2 separate regions of the Homo sapiens genome follow, and region 2 is linked to region 1. A link is an interaction called in ENCODE POLR2A ChIA-PET data of the cell type or tissue named here. Cell type or tissue: OCI-LY7. All regions are shown on one strand. Links, peaks and the distances in the headings refer to the core of each region. The heading gives the core; the rest is flanking DNA. Region 1 has its middle 130 kb from the start of METTL8. Region 2 overlaps METTL8 (methyltransferase 8, tRNA N3-cytidine).

The links. Peaks named below come from ENCODE experiments on the same cell type or tissue, not always from the same donor. Only the 100,000 strongest peaks of a DNase experiment are listed, where the experiment ranks them.
Region 2: POLR2A ChIA-PET joins it to region 1 with 15 read pairs; 5 of 35 experiments call an interaction of 5 or more read pairs at or near these places.

Annotation. Positions count from the first base shown.
Region 1 is chr2:171,303,615-171,311,959 of GRCh38, forward strand. No RefSeq gene overlaps it. Among named protein-coding and RNA genes, the nearest start is that of METTL8, 130 kb to the right of the region's middle. In OCI-LY7, for the core only: no CTCF peak of the experiment used is centred there; a DNase peak (open chromatin) is centred at 4,157; H3K4me3 peaks cover 975 bases; H3K27ac peaks cover 2,358 bases.
Region 2 is chr2:171,398,340-171,406,684 of GRCh38, forward strand. All of the region lies in intron 1 of METTL8 (methyltransferase 8, tRNA N3-cytidine), which reads right to left. Among named protein-coding and RNA genes, the nearest start is that of METTL8, 31 kb to the right of the region's middle. RefSeq lists a silencer at 7,445-7,494 and an enhancer at 8,125-8,224. In OCI-LY7, for the core only: no CTCF peak of the experiment used is centred there; a DNase peak (open chromatin) is centred at 7,992; H3K27ac peaks cover 939 bases.

The DNA.
Region 1 (8,345 bases), core at 296-8,295:
TTAGGTCATGAGAACTAAAGGGATTAGTGTCATCATAAAAGAGTCCTGAAGGAGCTCAGTTGTCCCTCAGCCTCCCAAAGTTCTGGGATTATAGGTGTGAGTCACCATATCTGGCCAAATCCTCCAGTGCCTTGATCTTGGATTTCCCAGCCTCCATAACTGTGAGAAATACATTTCTGTTGTTATAGCAACCCAAATGGGCTAAGAGAGTCGCCTCATCTAAACATGAATTACAGTCAACGAAATGCTAAATTGATAGCATGGACTTACCTATATTGCCTCCTACCTCCCAGGTTTGCTGTATGTGACCGCAGTCATGTCATAATAGTCCAGAAGGGCCTGCTGTGAGTGACACTCCCTAGCACCAAGCTTTAGGCTATGCAGTTGGAGGTGACATTTGGATTGAAATAACAGATAAGCTGAAGTCATAGGTAAGAAGATGAGCATGAACTCTGAAGGGAGATTTAAGACCAGAAAATGGGAAATGAGCACTTTGGTCAGAGATCAAGAGGCAGCTAGGTGCAGTGGCTCATGCCTGTAATCCCAGGACTTGAGGAGCCTGAGGCAGGAGGACTGCTCGAGCCTAGGAGTTTGAGATCAGCCTGGGCAACAAAATGAGATCCCATCTCTACCAAAAAAAATTTAAAAATTAGCCAGGTGTGGTGGTATGTGCCTGTAGTCCTTGCCACTCAGGAGGCTGAGGCAGGAGGATTGCTTCTGCCTAGGGATTTGAGGTGGCAGTGAGCTATGATCACACAACTGCACTCCAGCCTGGGAAAAAGAATGAGACTCTGTCTCAAAAAAAAAAAAAAAAAAAAAAAAGTAAGAGGCTGGAGAGACAGAAAAAAATATAGTTCTTAAAATGCCAAACTTGACCCTCAAAGAATGTTGAGGTTTTTCTCCTATGGTGTGCCAGGCACACTAAGAGGGAGGTCATGTGTAACTCCTTTGCTTCAGGCTCTCTCCACTTGTCCATCACCAACCACAAGGAGTAATGGAAGGGCTGAACTTTCCCAGGTTTGCTTGGCAAAGAGTTGTGATGATCCCAGAGCATACTGTGGGGTGGAGTGTTATGAGAAGGTTCTGTGGTGGTGGGAGTCCAGGATGTCTTATAATTAAGTCCTTCCTCTGGGACTGGATGACAAGAGTATATGCACAGTGCCAGGCACAGTCGACATCGGCTGGCCATAGTGAGAAACGGTGGAAAACAGCGTGGTGTATATAAAAAGTGGATGGCGGCCGGGCACGGTGTCTCACGCCTGTAATCCCAGCACTTTGGGAGGCTAAGGCGGGCTGATCACTAGATCAAGAGATCGAGACCATCCTGGCCAACATGGTGAAACCCCGTATCTACTAAAAACACAAAAATTAGCTGGGCATGGTGGCATGCACCTGTAGTCCCAGCTACTCGGGAGGCTGAGGCAGGAGAATCCCTTGAACCCAGGAGGTGGAGGTTGCAGTGAGCCAAGGTCGCACCACTGCACTCCAGCCTGGCAACAGGGTGAGACTCTGTCTCAAAAAACAAAAAACAAACAAACAAAAAAAAAACAAGAAAGAAAGAAAGAAAAAAGTGGATGGCAAGTCCAGGGAGCTAGAAATAGAGGGCAGAAGTTCATAGTTTTGGAAGGCCAGACTGAACACTGGGCTAGCTGCTTTTTTTTTTTTTTCTTTTTTGAGACACAGTCTCGTTCAGTCACCCAGGCTGGAGTGCAGTGGTGGGATCTTGGCTCACTGCAACCTCTGCCTCCCGGGTTCAAGCAATTCTTCTGCCTCAGCCTCCTGAGTAGCTGGGACTACAGGCACGCACCACCATGCCCGGCTAATTTTTGTATTTTTAGTAGAGACGGGGTTTCACCATATTGGACAGGCTGGTCTTGAACTCCTGACCTCGTGATCCGCCTGCCTTGACCTCCCAAAGTGCTGGGATTACAGGCGTGAGCCACTGCACCTGGCCGCTAGCTGCTTTTTTAAAAATTGTGGTAAAATGCACATATAATAAAATTTACCATCTTAACTATTTTTAAGTGCACAATTCAGTGACATTAGTACTTTCACATTGTTGTGCTACCATCAATATTGGGCCCATCAATATCATCCATAGAACCCTTTTCATCTTGCAAAACTAAAACTCTGTACCCATTAAGTGACAATTCCCCATCCCCCTGTCACCCAGCCCTGGTGACCACCATTCTATTTTCCATCTCTATGAATTTGACTATTCCAGGTACCCCATGTAAGTGGAATCATACTATATTTTTCCTTTTGTGATTGGCTTATTTCACTTGGCGTGATGTCCTCAAGGTTCATTCATATTGTAGCATGTGTCAGAATTTCCTTCCTCTTTAAGGCTGAATAATATTCCATTTTATGTATATATCACATTTTGCTTATACATTCATCTGTTGATGGACACTTGGTGCTATTCTTTGAATGTATTCCCCAAGCTCATGGGTTGGAAACTTAATTCCCAATTCAACAGTGTTGAGACCTTTAAGAGGTGAGTAGGTCATGAGGGCTCTCCCCTCATGAATGGATTAAAGCAGTTATCACACGAGTGGGCTCCTGATAAAAGGATTCATTTGACCTCCTTTTCTCCCTCTCATGCTCTCTTGCCATTCCACTTTCCACCATGGAATGGCACAGCAAGAAGGCTCTCACCAGACGTCAAGCATTTGCCAGTACCATGCCCTTGGACTTCCCAGTTTCCAGAACCATGAGCCAAATACATTTCTTTTCTTTATAAATTACCCAGTCTCAGGTATTCCGTTACAGCAACACAAAACGGACTAAGACACTTGGGTTACTTTCACCTTTTGGCTACTGTGAAAAATGCTACTATGAACATGCATGTACAAATATCTCCTCAGGTCCATGCTTTCAATTATTTTGGGTATATGCTAAGAATTGCTGAATCACATGATAATTCTATTTTTAATTTTTTGGGGGCCCACCATACTGTTTTCTATAGCTATTGCACCATTTTACATTCCCATCAACAGTGCACAAGAGTTCCAATTTCTCCATACCTTTGCCAACATTTATTATTTTCTGGGTTTTGGTAGTAGCCATCCTAATGGGTTTGAGGGGGTATCCCATTGTGGTTTTGATTTGCATTTCCCTAATGATTAATGACATTGAGCATTTTTTTATATGCTATTGCCATTTGTATAACATTTTCTGAGAAATGTCTATTCAAGTTCTTTGCCCATTTTAAAATTGAGGGTTTTATTGTTGAGTTGTGAGAGTATTTTTTGTTTTGTTTTGTTTTTTGTTTTGAGACATGATCTCACTCTGTCACCCTGGCTAGAGTGCAGTGGTGCGATCACAGCTCACTGCAGTATTGACCTCCAAGGCCCAAGCGATCCTCCCACACCAGCCTCCTAAGTAGCTGGGACTATAGATGCACACCGCCATGCTCAGCTAATTTTGTTCTTTTTTTTTTTTTTTTTTTTGTAGAGACAGGGGTCTCACTATGTTGCCCAAGCTGGTCTTGAACTCCTGGGCTCCAGCAACCCTCCCACCTCAGCTTCCCAAAGTGCTAGGATTACAGGCATGAGCCACCATGCCCGGTGTAAGAGTTCTTCATATATTCTGGATACTAAACCCTTATCAGATGTATGATTTGCAAACATTTTCTCCCATTGCGTGGGATGCCTTTTACTCTGTTGATGTGTCCTTTAATGCACAGAACTTTTTAATGTTGTTGTAGTCCAACTTTTCTTTTTCTTTTGTTGTCTGTACTTTCGTTGTCATATCCAAGAAATTATTGCCAAACCCAATGTCATGAAGTTTTTCTTCTGTTTTCTTCTAAGAGTTTTATAGTTTTAGGTTCTACATCTAGGTTTTCAATCCATTTTGATTTAATTTTTGTATCTGGCATAAATTTGGGGTCCAATTTCTCTTGCAAGTTGATATCCAGTTTTCCCAATGTTATCTGTTGAAAAAACTGTCCTTTCCCCATTGAATGGTTTTGGCACCCTTATGGAAAATCATTTGACCATATGTGCAGGTATTTATTTCTGGACTCCAAAAGGGCTATTTGTTGAGTTTATGTGAGGATCAGGTGATAACTGTGGTAAAGGTGAGTCAGATCAGGTTCTATGCTTGGATGACCGCTTTGAGTAAATGATGCATAGTGTGAGGCTTTATAGCCGTCTTTGGCCTATTTTGGAGAATCTTACAGATCTCCGGAAAGCAGCTCAGATCTTATCTTAATTGTGACCAGTTGGATGGACTGTGGTGATGCTTAGAGGTGCTGCTAGGTATTGTGAGTAGAAGTCCTACATGCTGTGGCAGGAGGCATTCTGCACAGAGTTATGGGCAGCATTGTTAAAAGCGACCTTGGATGCCAAAGGGTAGATGGTACAAAAGCTATACCTTAAGGACCCATTTCACATGCTTTGTTTGGCTTTTGCCGTATAGCACATGGCTAGATTTGTTCTCTGAGGTTCTTGAAAAGGGTCTAAAAAATGCGGATACCAATTGATATGCTGAGGTTGGCGAAACTATGGTGGCCAAATGGTGATGGTCTGTTGGAGCTAAAGATTTAAGTAGGAGATGCTTACCACATTTCAGACAAATGGGCATCTATCCTGAACTGCAGGAATCTAAAGAGCAGGGGTTCATTTCATCAGCCACCTGCATTTCAGTATTCTCAGTATGCATCACACTTTCTGGCACACAGTAGATGCTTAATAAGCATTTGATTATCTGAATTAAACATAAGCCAAAGAAACAGCAATGACTTTCTTAAATAAGAAAACTCAACTTTTCGGTTAGCAAGTTTCTTAAGGCTAATTTAATTATTTTTAAATAATTATTTAAAAATTATTTATTTTAATTTATTTAATATTTATTTAATATTTAATAATTTATTTATTTAAATAATTATTTAAAAATAATTTTATATTAAATATATTTATATTATATATAAATAATTAAATATTTAAATTATTTATCCTGTAATTATTTATCCTCCTCAAAAGAGACAAAGACTTGTTCACCATCCGTATTAGCCAAGGTTCTCTAGAGAGATAGAACCAATAGGGGAGAGAGAGACAGCGAGAAAGAGAACGAGAGAAAGATAAAGAGAAGAGAGGATTTATTAGGGGAACTGGCTCACAGAATTATGGAGGCTGAGAAGTCCCATGACAGGCCATCTGCAAACAGGAGACCAACGGAAGCCAGTGGCATGGCTCAGTCCAAGTACAAACACTTCGGCACCAGGGAAGCCAATAGTGTAACTCTCAGTCTGAAGGCCTAAAAACCAAAGCAGCTGCTGGTGCAAGTTCCAGAGTCCAAAGGCCAGATAACCTGGAGTCCAAAGGCAGGAGAAGAAGGGGGTGTCCCAGTTCCAGGAGAGAGAGAAAATTCACCTTCCCTCTACCTTATTCTATTCAGGTTGCCCACATTGAGGGCAGATCTTCCCCACTCAATTCACTGACTCACATACCAATCTCCAGAAATAATGCTTTACCAGCTATTCAGGTATCTCTTAATCCAGCCAAGTTGACACCTAAAGTTAACCATCAGGTCATCCTTTGAAAAAAAAAAAAAAAAAATATATATATATATATATATATATATATATTTTATAAATATATAATATACTATTATATATTATATATTAATAATGATATTAATTACCACTTATTAAGTGCCAGTTATCACCAGGCATCATACCTAGCATTTGATGTGCATTATATTTAGTCCTTGCAACAATCTGCAGGTAAGCATTATTTCCATTTGTAGTTCAGTGCATTGAAGCTTGGAGATTTCAAGTGTCTTGCTTAAGGTTACAAAACCAGCAATAGTGAAGTTAGGACTTATATCCAAAATGGGTCCCATGTTTTTGCTCTGAGAACCCTTTTTGCCAGTTTCTACCTGGGCACTGTCATTTTCATCTTCTAGTATGCATTTATTTTAGGGCAAACCCATTTCTTCCCTATAAACAAACCATTAACAATCTTTTCTCTATCTCTGGCCTTTTCCCAAGTTCTCCATGTTCCTTAAATTTGGCATCAGCCCAGCATTGACAATATCATTCGGTGTGACACACACATTCACACATGCGTGTATGCGTTGTAATGTCACCAAAAATGCAACCATCTCCCTTTCCATGTTAAGTCCGCATAGAAACTATTTTGTATCTATTCAAATATTCACAAAAAGTCAAATTTTTTTTTAGAAAGTGAACAAATAAAAGGAACCATAACTACCCGGACCCCTGGTGAGAGCTAGGTGGTGAGATGCTGAAGAGCCATTGACAAGTGCATCTCTGAGCAGACTACTCAGCAAACAGCAAAGGGACAAAGCAGAGTCCACCCCACACTGCTCTAGATTTGGTCTATGTAGCATATGCTTTACCCAGCACTTATAAAAGGTTTAGGTAATTCCCACTCCTGTTCTTTCCTGCCATGTGGAGGGACAGCAACTGATTTAAGACTGCCAGCCTCTTTAATCCCACCCTCCTCCTTCCTGGGAGAGGTGGAGTGATTTATGTAATCAGTGAATATGGGCGGTTACTTAGGCTTGTTTAATCCAGCTCTTCTTTGCTCTTTCTGTTGGATGAAAGTGTGCTGCAATAGGCCTCAAAGGGGCAGGGCCCCCTGTGTAGAGTCTTTGGCTGTCTAGCTGTGAGTCCTGATTCTAGGGTTCAGTATTAGGAAGACACTAATTACTTGTACCCAAAGCCAATTCTTTCCAATACAGCTTCATCAGTAATTGAGCTGACTTTTTTTTTTTTTTTTTTGAGACACAGTTTTGTTCTGTTGCCTAGGCTGGAGTCCAATGGCGCGATCTTGGCTTACAGCAACCTCCACCTCCCGGGTTCAAGCGATTCTCCTGCCTCAGCCTTCCAAGTAGCTGGGATTACAGGTGCCCACCACCACGCCCAGCTGATTTTTGTACTTTTAGTAGACACGGGGTTTCGCCATGTTACCCAGGCTGGTTTCAAACTCCTGATCTCAGGTGATCCACCCGCCTCAGCCTCCCAAAGTGCTGGGATTACAGGCGTGAGTCACTGCGCCCAGGCTGAGCTGACATTTTAATCTTCATTTATTGACACCTTAATCTCTCTGATTGGTTTAAAACTTGGGCAGAGAACATAGGGATATTATTTATTGGGTTTCTCTCAAACCTCATTGGATGGCTGTGATTCCACATTGTGGTCTTGTCTAGCAGACTATTCTGGCCTGTATTCTTTGCTTGCCCTCTGTTTATTTCCTCAGAGGGGGACAGTAAATCTTGAATCACTTGGTGACTCTGTTATACTGATACCTAGCCAGTTCCCTTAGTTCCCTTACACAAGGTAGGAGTCAGGCCTTTCTCCTTCACTGAGGAATGAGGATGATCTTCTGGTTGGCCAATGTCTCCTTCCCCTTTACATCTCTGGGTATATTTCTCCTAAATCTGTGCTGCATCTTTCCACATTTACGAAGCATCAACAAACTCGTGGTTTGTGATGTCATGGTAGAAAACAAACATAAAAGTCCAAGGGCTCTGGAATCAAACAAAGAATCAGGTAAAGGTGAGTCACTGCTCTTCAAACCAGTGTCAAGAAAAAGTGTTTAATGTAGGGAAGTTTAAACTTTCCCTCTGAAGGTTCAATAAGTGAATTATCCCACTGAAATAAACTGACATTACACAAATTAATAGGAGAAAAGCAAACAAATTTATTAACTTGCATAAGCATGGAGCCATGTAAAATATGAGACTCAAGGAAGGGCCAGATGGAGCTTACATAGTTCCCTCTTCACAGAAGAGAGGGAGATGGGGGAATACAGGCTATTTTGAGGGATAATAATATGGTTTGGCTGTGTCCCCACCCAAATCTCACCTTGAGTTGTAATAATCCCCATGTGTCAAGGGCTGGGCCAGGTGGAGATAATTGAATCATGGGGGCAGTTTCCCCCATACTGTTCTGGTGGTAGTGATTAAGTCTCATGAGATCTGATGGTTTTATAAATAGGAGTTCCCCTGCACAAGCTCTCTTGCCTGCCTCCATGTAAGATGTGACTTTGCTCCCCATTTGCCTTCAGTCATGACTGTGAAGCCTCTCCAGCCAGGTGGAACTGTGAGTCAATCAAACCTCTTTCCTTTATAAATTACCCAGTCTCAGGTATGTCTTTATTAGTAGCACGAGCACAGACTAATACAGTAAATTGGTACCAGGAGTGGGGTGCTGCTGTAAAGATACCCAAAAATGTGGAAGCAACTTTGGAAATGGGTAACAGGCAGAGGCTGGAACAGTTTGGAGGGCTCAGAAGAAGACAGGAAAATGTGGGAAAGTTTGGAACCTCCTAGAGACTTGTTGAATGGCTTTGACCAAAATGCTGATAGTGACA
Region 2 (8,345 bases), core at 109-8,108, 95 kb after region 1:
TTGACACATGGTACAACCATGGATGAATCTTAAAGATATTATGCTAAGTGAAATAAGCTAGTCATAAAAGGATAGATATTGTATGATTCCTCTTATATGAGGTTCCTAGAGTAGTCAAACCGATAGAGACAGGAAGTGGAGTGGTGTTTGGCAGAGGTTGGGGAAGGGGGAATGGGGAATTAAGTTTTTAATGGATAGGGGAGGGGCGAGAGGAAACGGGGAGACGTAGATCAAAGGATACAAAGTTGCAGATATGTAGGATGAACACGTCTACAGATCTAATGTACAATACGAGGACTACAGTTAATAATATTGTATTATATTTGGGACTTTTGCTGAAAGAGTAGATTTCAGGTACACTTGCCACACATACACACAAAGGTAACTATGTGAGAAGATACAATTGTTAATCTGCTTGCCTATGGCAACCACTTCACTGTGTATATGTACATTAAAACATCTTCTTGTGTACCTTATATATACAATTAAAGAAGAGAAGCTAGATACCAAAAAAGTAAAAAATAAATAGATAAAGAGTTTCATTTAGGGAAGATGAAAAAGTTCTGGAAATGGATGAAGTATGAAGAAGGCAACAAAAATTTCCACAAATCCTGATAAGGTGTTTCAGTTTTTTAAAATTTACTATGTGAAAAATCTGAAAACGTGGTCCTGACCCTTCACTTAACTCAAATTAATGTCACATCAAAGGTATATATTGTACCAACTTTGCCCACAGGTTCCCATTTTCAGCTCACCATCCTATGAAGGTCCTTCCTCTTGAATCCTAAGAAGGCCAAAATGAAACAGAACAAGCAAGACTTTAGGGCCATGCCCCTATGAGATCTTAATGCCAAGGCTCAGTCATGAATAGGCAATGGTTAAAGCAATCACTAAGGAACAGACGAGAAAGGAAATGAAGCTCATTCAAGTATTGGATTGACAGTGTCATTAAAAATTGCATTTATTATGCTACCAAGTATAAAGAGGCATACCAAGAAAAGCTGACAGACTTCCTGCCAGCTCTAGGTGTAGGTAGGTATGTGTCTATTTTAGAATGTAAGGAAAAGAACAAATGTATAAAAGGACTTGGGTTCAGCATACATAGTAACCATGACAAGCCAAGGAGAAGGTGGTTTTAATAGTTACCAGTTTCCTGAGCAGACTACCACCACAATGAGCATAGTGGCAAAAGCAGCAGCCTTGATACAGAAGGCCAACTTATGGGGAGCAGATCTCTCCCCAGCTACAAATTTTGGCTAGATGCTTTGCCTACCACTAAAATGGGATCCTTTTCACAATGATTCATACATCTGCCTGACCATATCAACAAACTATAACATATGCTACAGGAATAGGTAAAATGTATGTAATGCACATGACAAAATACCTCTTAACTGCAAATTTTGCTTTTGGGGAGCAATAGTTTTGAGTAATACTTTTTTTTAAAGAAGGATTTTAATAAAAGGAAAGACTCCATAGTATATTTTGCAAATTGAAAAAATATTTTGGAAAGTAAAGGCTGAGCACAGTGGTTCATGCCTGTAATCCCAGCACTTTTGGAGGCTGAGGCAGGAGGATTGCTTGAGCCTAGGAGTTTGAGATCAGCCTGGGCAACATAGAGAGACCTCATCTCAAAATAAAAATAAATAAATAAAAGGAAATAAAGCACCAATTCCAATATCTCTTCCATGTAAATTTCATTTTTTTTTAAAAAAGTTAAATATTTACCATGTGTGATGACCTATCCTAAGCACTTATATACAGTATATTATCTTATTTAGCTTCCATTTCCCTATCAAGGGGTACTATTTTAAGAAAAAAACCTATAAAGGACGAAGTAAACTAACAGGCCTAAAGTCACCCAGCTAAAAATTGATAGAGATTCAATTCCAGTCCAAGCAGTCTAATTAAAGAATCCACATTCTACCTTTTTGGATGTTTTTGTTTTTGCTTTTTTGAACAGCATTATTATTCACATACATATAATTCACCCATTTGCCTTCTACTTTTGTACACCACATATACAAGAAGGATCATGTTACTGATTCCCCAGTCTTTAATGGGGTTGCTAATTTTGTTGTAACTGATTTAAGGAGGCCCAGAATTCCTTCTCTCCCTTCATCTCTCAACTCTGTTTTTCTCTTGGGCCTTAATCAAATAGCAAGCAATGCCATTGGTAGTCAGCAGTCCCCAGATTTAGGAAAGCACAGTCATTCTCTTATTTGGCTTGTCATATTACTATATGTGCTGAACCCATACATAACAATATGTATAATCTGTACTCAAACCTCAAGGTGCAGACAAAAGGCTCTTGCATCACCTAAATAATGTAACATTTTAACACCCACGTCTTTTCACCGGTTTGCTTCTGCAGAGCTGAGTAGTAGAGGCAAAGAACGGCTTCTTAGTTCCATTGCTTTTTAAGATGGTTCCTAAGACTGCTTTCTTGCATTTTAATACTACTAGAGGAACACCAAAGAAATAGAGCAAACAGTACTGCTGTTTGTGTGAATCTATAACGATTATCCTTGGAGCACTTAGCTAGCTCTAGGAAAAACTATTTGTAAAACTCCCCAAGGATGATTCCCAGTTGTCTCAGCTCACTGCAACCCCAGGGAGAGGAATTGCTATTAACCATACACTAAATGCCAGTCCACCATGTAAAAGTTAACTTCCCTTCAATGTTTCCTGAGTTCTGAGTATCCTTTAAATAAGTAAATTAGTGAGACGTTCATGTTTTCACCTTTGTAACTGTTTAGCATTTCTTCTCAGCTGGGAAGCTGGGAAGCAAACATCATCTAGAATGAAGTTGCACTAAACATTACCTGAGAGGCTAGCATTAATGAGAACAAATTAAGCGCTACTGTTGTACTTTTTTGGAGAGCAAAAGCTGACAGGTAAGAAACACTTAAGTATCAACTACACTGCAGTGAAAACTGAAGCTTCAATTAACCCTGGCAATTTCAGCGAACTCAGAGGGTGACCATCTGCCAGACAAACAGCTTAGGCAACTCATGCATCTTGTTTTAATCTTTCTTTGGATGATTATAATTTCAGGGTATAAATAAGGTTATTAGCAAGAACAGAACAACAACAATAATTACAGTAAGTATTTGCAGAGCATTTTGATCACACTATGACGTCAGTAACTCTGCAGCTTCAAAATGGGAATTTCATGCTTAGCGTTTGTTCTCCATGACTGCCCTGAATGGTGGCTACATGATACACTCACTCACACAAAAAGAGGCAACTGGGACTCAGAAGTTATTTCTCTAAGGGATTTAATGTAAGCTCATCTCAAAGCCATCTCAATCCAAAATATCTGAACTATTCTTATTTCTCTGGACGTTGTCTCCAAACACATTATACTGGGCCAGAATGAAATTGGTTTTAACTTATTTACCTGGCATTTCACATTTAGACTTCTATGTACGGAAGAAGGAAAAAAGCCTGGATTCTTGATGGCATCATTGAACAGGTAAACCAATGATAGTCTATCTCTGACTTCTTGCTAGGTGAAAAAAGTAAATCCTTTTGTATTTTAGCCACTATTAGGTTTTCTGTTACGTAATATGTATTATTGTTAAGTCCTGGGATTTCAGAGACAAATCCATTTGGTTTCTGCTCTCAAGAATTACCATTAAGTGAAGAAGAAAGAGATGCAAACAAAGAATCCTGACATGATATATAGTAAAGGTAAGTACAAAATGCTATTGGAGCACAGAGGAATGAAAGATTAAGTCTACTAGTGGTGGCTCTGAGAAGCTTTCTGGTAGAGGCAATATTTGTGCTGGGTATAGAAGAATGAGTAACATTCCACGGAGAGAAGGGTAAAAGCCAGGGAATTTCAGGCAGGAGGATTAGCACAAATAAAGATTAAACAGGTGTGAAAACATGGAATATTCAGAGAATAAAAATAATATAGAAAAAGGTGCTGACCTAAATAATTCTGGATATGAATGGTGCCTATAAAACTGAAGGCAATAGGAATGGTAATAAGCACTGTACTCTAGTTGATAAAGGGTTAACAATTCTGAAATCAGTATACAAGGAAATCAGAATTGAACAATTAGGAAGTAGGTGATACTTGGCAGAAGCCAGGTTTCTCATTGTTGGAGTGGGAGGTTACAAACAAGGGAGAAGAAAAGGCTAGAATAATCTATATGGTAATGACTTAGAATGCGAGTCATTTGTATGCACTCATATTTAGCTTAATATACATACGTTATATATAGAAATATCTGTAGATATGTATGTATACATTCATTAGTATACACACATATATTTCCTTACTCTGTCATCTGAGAGGGCCTAGAAGTCATCACATCCCGGTGGCAACAAGCACACCCAGTACCCAGATCTTCGTTTCTAACCATTCTCTAATAAAACAGAACCATGGCTGCTTGGAGAACTGGCTGATTCTAGGATTGAGGCAGAGAATATAACATGAGCCTAGAGCATCTTATAGTGCCAGAAAGTAAGGAAGTGCACACACATACACCCGAAAAACCAAAAAAACCTACAGTGCTGAGGGTATTGTCAAAAGGACACAGGAGCCAACTGAACGTGTAGCCAATGGCCAAAGCTAGAATACTCTGAGCAACAAAATAAAAAGTAGTTTTGGATTACAACCCAAAGTATAAAATAAATATCCATGTATCCATACTGATATAAATGATTAAATAAACAAATAAATGAGGGAGAAGAGAGAAATCGTCCATGCAAATAGTCCTGAATAATTTATGTAAATAAATACTCTTCCCTTAAGGAAGTGGAACATAACTCCTCATTAAGTGTGGGCAGCACATAGTGACTTCTTTCTAAAAGAGTTCAGTGTGGAAAGGGGGAAAAATAACTCTGCAGCGGAGTAACTTCACAAAGACTTCCTCAGCCAGGTGATCAAGGTTAACACGAACAGTGATAGTGCTGATAGCATGTATTCTTGATATGATGTGACAAAAACAGCACTTTACCTCTATGTTCTTCTTCCCCAACCCCCATAACTTCAGTCTAATCATAAGAAAACTATCAGATAAACCCCAGTTGACAGACATTCTATAAAATATGACTAATACTCCCCAAACTGTCAAGGTCATCAAAAACAAAGAAAGTCTGAGAAACTGCCAGAGCCAAGCAAAATAAGGAGACACGATGACTACATGTAATGTGGTATCCTGGATGGAATCCTGGAACTCAAAAAAGTCATTAGGTAAAAAGTAAGGAAATGTGAATAAAATATGGACTTTAGTTAACAATAATGTATCAATATTGGTTCATTAACTGTAACAAATGTACCATACGAATCTGTTACTAACAAGGGAGACGGGGTATGGACTATATGGAACCTCTCTATACTAACTTCACAATTTCTTCATAAATCTAAAAGTGTTCTAAAATTAAAAATGTAAAACAAAATAATTTTGTATGACTACAGACTATGATGTGAGGGGCAGACAGGTGGGGTGGGGAGGTGGTTATAAGGCTGGAAAGTTAGGCAGAGGCCAGATAGGAATCTTCATGTACACCAAATTAAGCAGTTTGAATATTTTCTCATAGGCAATGCAACAAACAGAATTTTAAATAAGAGAGCAAGATGATGAGATCTGTTCAGTGGTCCCCTCCTCATCCTGTCTGCAGGGGATAGGTTCCAAGATCCCTAGTGGATGCCTGAAACTGTGAATAGTAACAAACCCTATACATACTATGCTTTCTCATATATATATATATATATATATATATATATATATATATATATATATATGATAGTTTAACTTACAAATTAGGCTTAAGAGATTAGCAATAACTAATAAAACAGAACACTTGTAACAATATACAATAAGTTATGTGAATATAGTCTCTCCCTCTCTCTCAAAATATCTTATTATACTGTATTAACCCTTCCTGTGTTGATGTGAGATGATAAAATGCCTACGTGATAAGATGCAGTGAGGTGAATGATGCAGGCATCGTGACATAGTGTTAAGCTACTATTGACCTACATCTGAAGGACGATCAGCTGCTTCAGGTAATCCTGGATCATGGAGCCATGACGGTGTCAATGGCTGGCTGTCAGGAGCAGATGATGACTACCGGGTAGTTAGAATTTATAGAGTGGATACACTGGACAAAAGAGTGATTCACTTCCTGGGCAGGACAGAGTGAGATGGTGTGACACTTCATCATGCTATTCAGAATGGCATGCAGTCTAAAACTTCTGCCTTGTTTATTTCTGGAATTTTCCATGTAATATTTTCAGACTATGGTTGACAGTGGGTAAATGAACCATGGAAAGTGAAACCATGGATAATGGGAGACATTATTTATAAAGATTATAAAGACTTACAAAATGTATTTATATATATTATAATGGCCTTATACTACCGATGACTGATCAATGAAAATCAAAGTTCTGGGACCAGGGCATGTGTAGCATTTAAAATCTCCCCATACAATCTTGGTGTACATTGAGGATTGAGAACCACTCAGATACAGAATTAATGAGAAGAGAAAGAGGCCCAGGGCTACACACTAAGACTATTAGATCATGACAGCTAAAGAAAACAGTGGCCATGAGTATCAACGAGGGCACATATTCAAGTCACACTTCAGAGGGAGAATCAATGAATTTCTTGCAATGACTAGATGTAAAAGTTGTGTGCAGTGAAACAGGAGACAAGGTTTCTGGCTTGCATGGCTGAGTAGATGTTGATGGTATTCAAAACAGAGTTCATACACACAGGCAAAAAGGCTAGATAATGGTGGGATGAAGGTAGGGAAGGGAAGATAATGAGTTCAATTTGCACATGACAAACTTTAAGGATCCTACAATATATTCAAATGGATAGCCCCAATAGGTACTTAGAAATGAATTCATGTGAGTGGTAGGTGCTAGAGATGTGTATCTGGGAATCAAGTCCTGGTTTTACAGGTGGTGGCTGAAGTCGAGAGGGACTGATCAAGAAAAAAAAATAGGGCAGATGGAACTAATGGTAATACTGATATTTAGGAAGAAGAGGGGTTAGTTTATGGGACTCAATACTAAAGAATATTAAAAGAAGCCAAAAATAAACAATTGGTTTTAGAAATGTAGGAAATCAGTGATGACCTTTATCAAGGTGATTTGAAACCTGGCTCTGCCAGCAGAAAACAGTTTAATCAATATATAAGTCACTGGAGTAAAGGAGGTAATGAATGTAGATGACTGACAGGCAGAGGAGAGAAAAGGAGAGAAGTTGGGCTGTATTTTGAGGGATCATGTAGGTGAAAGAAGGGTATTTGTTAAGCTGCAAAGATTCTTGAGTATCATTGTAGGATGAGAGAACACACACACACAAAGACTGAAGATACTGAAAAAAGAAAATTGCTGACAAAACAAGTTTTGAGAATAAGTAGGCCAAAGAAAGGGGAAATAAGTACACAGAAAACACATCAGCTATGTGAGGTATCTAGAACAACTTTATGCTCTGAAGAGTAAGAACAGGTGAGTTTGTAGTAGAAGAGAAGATGGCTAAGACACTCCTTTCCCAATGAGCTCTTCTTCGTGAAGTAAGAGGCTGTAAGGTAGGGGGCATGAGAAAAGGAGGAACAGAAAAAAAATGGGAAAGGACACTAACAACATTTGAATAAAAGAATGTCAATGAACATAAGTTGCCTATCTAAAGATGCAGCTCAAATTAGTGGTTATTTATTGGTTGTCTCTCAAGTATTCACTCCCTACTTCCCATAGCTCATGGACTTGAAATCTGTACATTTTCTGAGAGGCCAGAGTGGACATGATTGAAGCCAGAGGTGAACATATACCCTATGCTAAGCCAATCGGCACACTTCTATACCTCTGGGCATAGTGATTGGTTAGGAAGTGGGCATGTGGCCAAACCTGTCCAACAGAGTACCTTTCTGTTTTACTGCTAGAGATCTGGGAACAAAGATAATTTTTAATACCTATTAGGTATGAAAGAGGAAGCACCTGTTATGTATGAAAGAGGGGCTTTTTCAACAGCCCCAAAGCTGTTGAAAGCTATATTGGTCAGCTTGGGCTGCCACAACAAAATATCATAGACTAGGTTGCTTAAACAACAGAAATTTTATTTTCTCACAGGTCTGGAGGCTAGAAGTCCCATATCAAAGTGCTGGCTGATTTGGTTCCTGGCTTGTAGACAGCCACCTTCTCATTGTGTCCTCCAATGGCCTCTGTGCATTCGCAGAGGGAGAGATATCTTCTCCTCTTTTTATAAGGACACCAGTTCTATTGAATTAGGGCCTCACTCCTAAGACCTCACTTGATCTTTATTACCTCCATAAAGGCCCATCTCTAAATAAAGTCACATTGTGGGGTAGGCCTTCAG